2 separate regions of the Mus musculus genome follow, and region 1 is linked to region 2. Evidence: chromatin loops called from intact Hi-C (ENCODE). Cell type or tissue: left cerebral cortex. All regions are shown on one strand. Links, peaks and the distances in the headings refer to the core of each region. The heading gives the core; the rest is flanking DNA. Region 1 overlaps Cux2 (cut-like homeobox 2). Region 2 overlaps Cux2 (cut-like homeobox 2).

Evidence for each region. Peaks named below come from ENCODE experiments on the same cell type or tissue, not always from the same donor. Only the 100,000 strongest peaks of a DNase experiment are listed, where the experiment ranks them.
Region 1: it touches region 2 in a loop (2.1-fold over the local background); 2 of 42 quality-filtered maps call a loop at or near these places.

What each region holds. Positions count from the first base shown.
Region 1 is chr5:121,903,258-121,906,166 of GRCm38, reverse strand. The region is part of intron 4 of Cux2 (cut-like homeobox 2); the gene reads left to right. Among named protein-coding and RNA genes, the nearest start is that of Gm52785, 37 kb to the right of the region's middle. In left cerebral cortex, for the core only: no CTCF peak of the experiment used is centred there; a DNase peak (open chromatin) is centred at 1,186; H3K27ac peaks cover 841 bases.
Region 2 is chr5:121,966,576-121,969,484 of GRCm38, reverse strand. The region is part of intron 2 of Cux2 (cut-like homeobox 2); the gene reads left to right. Among named protein-coding and RNA genes, the nearest start is that of Cux2, 82 kb to the left of the region's middle. In left cerebral cortex, for the core only: no CTCF peak of the experiment used is centred there; DNase peaks (open chromatin) are centred at 326, 919, 1,308 and 1,775.

The sequences.
Region 1 (2,909 bases), core at 145-2,644, 63 kb after region 2:
GCCCTGGCTGTCCTGGAACTCACTTTGTAGACCAGGCTGGCCTCGAACTCAGAAATCCACCTGCCTCTGCCTCCCCAGTGCTAGGGTTAAAGGCGTGCACCACCACCGCTTGGCCTGGCCAGAAATTCTCATTGCTGCCGAAGTCTTGGCCAATGTTACCTCACGTTTAACAGCGACAGGCCTCCGGAGTGGAACGCTTGCCTAACATGGGCAGAGGAGGCTCTGGGTTCCGTTCCCAGCACTGTAAGAGGAGAAACAGCAAATAAAGCATGACTTTTAACTGCTAGCATCAGACACGCCCACTGGGGCGTGGCCCTGTGACTTGTAACGGGAAAACTGAGGTATAGGCAGATCGGAGACAAGTCGCTGATTTTTTCCCAGCCATCCACCCCCTGGCAATTCACGGGGGCTGGCCAAGCTCCACAGCTCTACCTCGCTTTGTGGAGCTTCACCAATCGCCAGCCGCACCTCACAGGGGAGATGGCTCAGTACGGAGAGACTCCATGGAGACCACACTGCTGTGGACAGGACTTTAGATCTTAGTAGCTCAGAGCCGATTCTAAAGCCCACAGGGCCCTTCCTCAAATCCCTAGGCCTTTATTAGGCACCAACTGCATGCATGCCCCGTATTTTCCTGACCTTTCTCCTGGCCCCCTCTCCTCAGAGCCAGTCACCCCTCCACCTCACCAGGACTTGACTTGCATGGAGTTATCTGGGTGCCCAGAGGGATGGGTGGATAGGGCCTGGCTCTCCTGGGTCAGGGATGAGGTAGGACAGAGGGCTTGCTGCGGCTCAGGGAGGCAACCGGCTAGATGTGCAAAGTCCCCAGCAAAACAAGGCTACGGTTGTTCCTGGGTTCCAGCCCTTTGTCACCTAGCTGCACCTTTGGGGTCATGGGGTATACAGGAACAGTGACCTCAAGGAGAGTGTGGGGATATGGACCCGAGGTCGTCAGGGCTCCAGGGCAGGTGCACCAGGGTGGGGTGGGAGCACTTTAGATCGTGGCCAGTCTGAGCAGATGGCTCCAGGTGGCTGCTGTCGATGGAAACGTGGGTCCCGGGTGGCCAGATCCTCCGACTCCCCGGAGAAGCTGGCAGTTTGGCACTCTTTTGGTTTTAAAATCCTGGATCCCTCTAGATGCACATATTTACATATTCCAGTCCTTTCTGGGGTGTCATTTACATACCACAGTCAAATGTGCAAATCCGGAGTGTCTGGCTTGATGGGTTCTGACAGCTCCAATATTTTTTAAACACTGGCATATCCAAGAAAATAGGCTCGCAGGGTGGCTCCAGCCCACCCTTCACGGCCTTTCCCGGCTGTCACGTGCCACGTGACCCACGACTACACACGTGCAGCATCCACAGGGCAGGGCCTGGCCTTGGGAAGATACAGACGATAACTGAAAGTCACGATGTGCAGCAACAGCATGGGCCCCGGGGCCCCAGTTCGAGTCCCCCCTTCTGCAACTTGCTGTGTATTTTTTTCACGGCTTACTCCGCCTCTCTGAATCCTGACTCTCGCTGTTGTTAACATGGGGAATATGACAGTGACCTCCCAGGACTTTGGTCTAGGTTGAGGAGGTTCATGTGACAACGAGGCCTTAGCAAAACTTCAGATGCGTGGTAAAACCTTGAGATGTGGTCTTCCAGGCTCTTTTTTTTTTTTTTCTCAGAGTAGTTTGAGGTTGAAAGATAATTGGAACCAGGGCTTCAAAGTCTCCACGCATCCCCACGGCCCCGGCTGTAAGCTTTGTGTGGCCTGCCGCGGCCATATTGATGAGTGTAGTGCCTGCACTACGTAGCACTGTGTGGCACTGTGGATTTGGATAAGTCCATGACACCAGGAAAACCTACCTTGATCTTCTGAAGGACAGACAGTGGAAGCCAACTGTCACATCTAACACAAAAGCCACCATCATCCACTTAGGTTGCTAGGAGGCCACACAAATTCCAGCCCCTGTTCCCTGCCACATAGCCAGTTCTGCATCTGTAGTCTTGTATGACCTTAGCCCTCCAGTGTGGCTTGAAGCCACTGTCTCAGCTTCTCTGGATCACTCACTCAGGAACCATCTCTCACCCAGGGCTGCTTTCGCTCCTCGGTGACAGCTATCAGTGAATTCAGCCTTCTGGGGTAATGTCAAGTAAGGAGCACTATGGGTACAGAAACAAAGTCACACTCTGAGTGGCCACTTTAGCTGTTCCAGTGGCAAGGCCAGCAGGCCACGTCCCAGTCAGCACAGAGTCACCTTCGCCAGCCAAGGGCACTCAGACAGGACCACAGGTCTTCTCAGCATCCTGGACAAGGGCTCACCGTCCATCCTCGGCCACACCCTCACAAAACCAGAAGCCGTCCCACCCTCCTCTCCAGACACAGCCCAGAGCCAGTTTCTTTTTTTTTCTTCTCTTTCTCTCTCTCTTTCCTTCCTTCCTTCTTTCTTCCTTCTTTCCCTTTTTCTATCCTCAAAGCAAAATTTATTTGTAAGATACTAAAGGAAGCCCTCCTGTCCCTTTCATGCCAGCAGCCCTCAGCCGAGAAGCAAAATCGTGTATTTCGCTGCTAAAAAAAGCCCCGGCTTATACAATTTTAACAATAGAAAAATGATCTTTGCGCTCCAGTGCGCGGAGGCTTGGAGGGAAAGCGGCAGTGTTCAGGTGGCTGGTGCATTACAAATGAGCGGTTCTCCTTTGTTTTGAGTGACAGGCAATTTAAATGCCGTCTTATATGGAGGCCAGAGTTGGCTGTTTTGGGTTTTTTGTTGTTGTTGTTGTTGTTTTTTTTTCCTACCCCAGAATTGGGAGGGGGCAAAAATGATGGGGGGGGGGCAAGGAGAACTGAGGGACTCTGATGAGAAGTTTAGCTTGGACTGTTTAATTAGGAGATCAGGAGTTTCTGATTGGAGTAATTGG
Region 2 (2,909 bases), core at 237-2,736:
TTGTTTTTTGAGTTTTTTTGTTTTGTTTTGTTTTGTTTTTTACATTTACAACTGACTGGGGTCGGTGGGAAGAAAGACAAACGCCTCTCCCCTGTTTGGAGTCGTGCGTAATTTCTATCTCTTGACCTTTGAATGTATTTGAATGTAAGCAGCAGTAAAAATGAAGAGCTATGACCGTCATTTCACACCCCGGCTGTACTAACCGGTTCCTGCCCGAGCGCCGGGGGTTTTAAATTGGCTAATGCGGAATGCTCGCTGAGCTAATAATAATTCAGATTACTTCTGTCAGCTATTCCGGTTTCATGGGTAATTTAGTAGTTGAATAAATTTTTTTTTAAAAAAAAATTCATTCGTTACCATGGGCTGCGATGAATCAGTAGATGGTTTAACATTGGCAGCGGTAACTGTAAGAAGATTTAAATCGCTACTGAAAAGGATTTGAGTGAAGGTAATGTTTTATAATGTTCTAAGCCATATGCACTACTTTCAGGCCTCATCAGTTTTACATTGATTCTTAGTGAAGTGTTTAATTGCATCGTGAATGCTATATAATTCAGTTCTTTCTGCTAATATGGTATATATCTCAAAGTGATATACAGCCCTGACAGGGGGGAATTTGCCGTTTTGTGTCTGGGTTTTAGGGAGACATCGGGTACTGGGTATCTTGGGGGCTCGTGGAAGGGCGGTGCACCCTGCCCCAAACCCTGCACGCACCCTCCCAGGGTGGAGGGCCACCGGTGGCTTGGCTCCATCTCACTGCGACTTGACAACGTGGTTGGCACATGCTGGGTCGGTGGTGTCTGTCACCAAGGGGCCCACCAAGGGGCCATGCCAGCCGGATGGGTCAGGGGGTGGGGAAGTCCTCCCAGCTGTCGGACGACGTGATGCAGAGAGCTTTGTACAGAGCTGGCAAGGCGCGTGCATGGTGATGGGCCCACTTGCAAGTGGCTGCTGGGCCTTCTGTTGCCTGTTGTCGTCTGTTTAAGCATGTGTTGAATATTCACGGAGTGGAGGTGGTGGGGCTGGGTGTTGGGGGTGGGGGGTATGGAGGAGACTGACATGCACACCTCGGGAGGGAGACTTGAGTCATGTCAGTTGTGATGATGGAGACCTGGGGGGGGGGGGCCGGGGGACTGGCACAGTTGGCAAAGTGGTTGCCTTACAAGTATGGGGGCTTGAGTTCTCATCCCAAGAATCCACATTTATTAAAAAAAAAGCTATGCACTGGTGGTGGTACCCACTTGTGATCACAGCGCTGGGGAGGCGGGACCAGCAGCCCATGGAGCTTATTGGTCAGTGAGAGGCCACGCCTCAAAAAAAAAAGATGAAGCATGATAGACACCTGATGCTGACCGCTGGCCTCCACACACATGTGCACATGTGTATGCTCATGCGCACATGTACAGGTACAACACACACACAGAGAAGAAGGTGGCAGATCGAGAGACCCACAGGAGCCGCCGGCAGTATCTGGTCATAAGGAGCTGAGCTCAGGGGACCTGGGGGCACATAAGAATGTGTGTTCTCAGAAGGGGACAGGTGGCCCCCATCTCCAGCCTCCTGTCCCTAGGCTGCCAGAACTTTTCATTTTCCTCACCAAGTTCAATCTCCAGATTTCTACAAAGCCCCTCTTTTTTTTTTTTTTTTTTTTTTTTAAGAAAAATTCAAACATATACACCATCCAGGCCAAACTAAATACAGTATGTCTGTGGGCATGGGCTGCGTCAGCCACCTGTTTGCCGTGTCTGTTCCCCGGGCAGGGCTCTGCTGTTAAAGCGAGAATTTTTTTCTTTTTTTCTTTCTTTCTCTCAGCTGACAAAGTATGTGCAGTTCCAGACAGGAGAGGCAATGTGAGGAGGCCTGCCGGGCTGGGATGGCTCACCAGAGTTGGGCATGGCTGTGCTGTGCTCAGGGAGGAAGGAGGCTGGTGATGATGATGATGATGGTGATGATGATGGTGATGGTGATGATGATGATGATGATGATAGAGGAGGAGGAATACTTATCAGACAGACCCACCCCAGTGACCCTATTTGAGTTTGGCTGGTCTACCCAAAACCTTGCCTCCAAAGCAGGTCACATCCTGAGGTCTGGGAGTATGTGGACATGAAGGATCACCATTCAGCCCTTCACACAATAGTTAGAGGAACAGCGGAGATGTGGTTGTGACCAAGCAAAAGAGGCAGGAAAACTGCCATACTGGCTGGCTGGGGACAGAGGCATCTGTCAGCTCTCAGTGATGCCGGTCATATCTGTCCCAGAGCGGCCGGACCTTCAAACGCAGTTGGTGCCTGTTTAGCCATCTGATCTCAGCCATCAGAAAGTGGCCTGACTCCGCCCTCCGCATGGCGCCAGCACGATGTAATCAGAGCTGTGTCCTTTTATCTTGGCTCTCCAGGAAGGCCAGCCAGCTAGCGCTCTTTTTGATCACTAGAACCTTGACACAGAAGAATAATTTACCCATGCGGAAGAGGGGCCCGCGCCATGTTATTTATGAAGGCGTCCGCTGGGCGCATTTCTGGTTCCCAAGTTTGTGGGTGTCTCCAAGCAGACAGAACACAGACACATCTGACAGTGTGAGGTCAGGGGAGACCGTGGACGTGAGCTTGACTTGGAAGAGTTGGGAGGGCTCTACAGTATTAAGGGGCCCCAGAGCTTTAAAGTCTCAAGTTCGGGTCCCAGCTCTGTCTTTGTGTGTGTGTGTAGGCCAGCTGGCTTGTCATTGGTTTATATTTTTTTGCAGAAAAGAGAACAAACCTTCCCCAAGCTTGCCTCAAGGTTAACGTGAGAGGCTGAAGGGCGGAAGTCTGGTCCCTGCCCTGAGTCTTAGCTACCCACTCAGTCTGGCCCCACAGCCCACCCTTGCTCCTTGCCTGCCGTGGGGTGAAGGGAAAGGCATGATCTGCCCC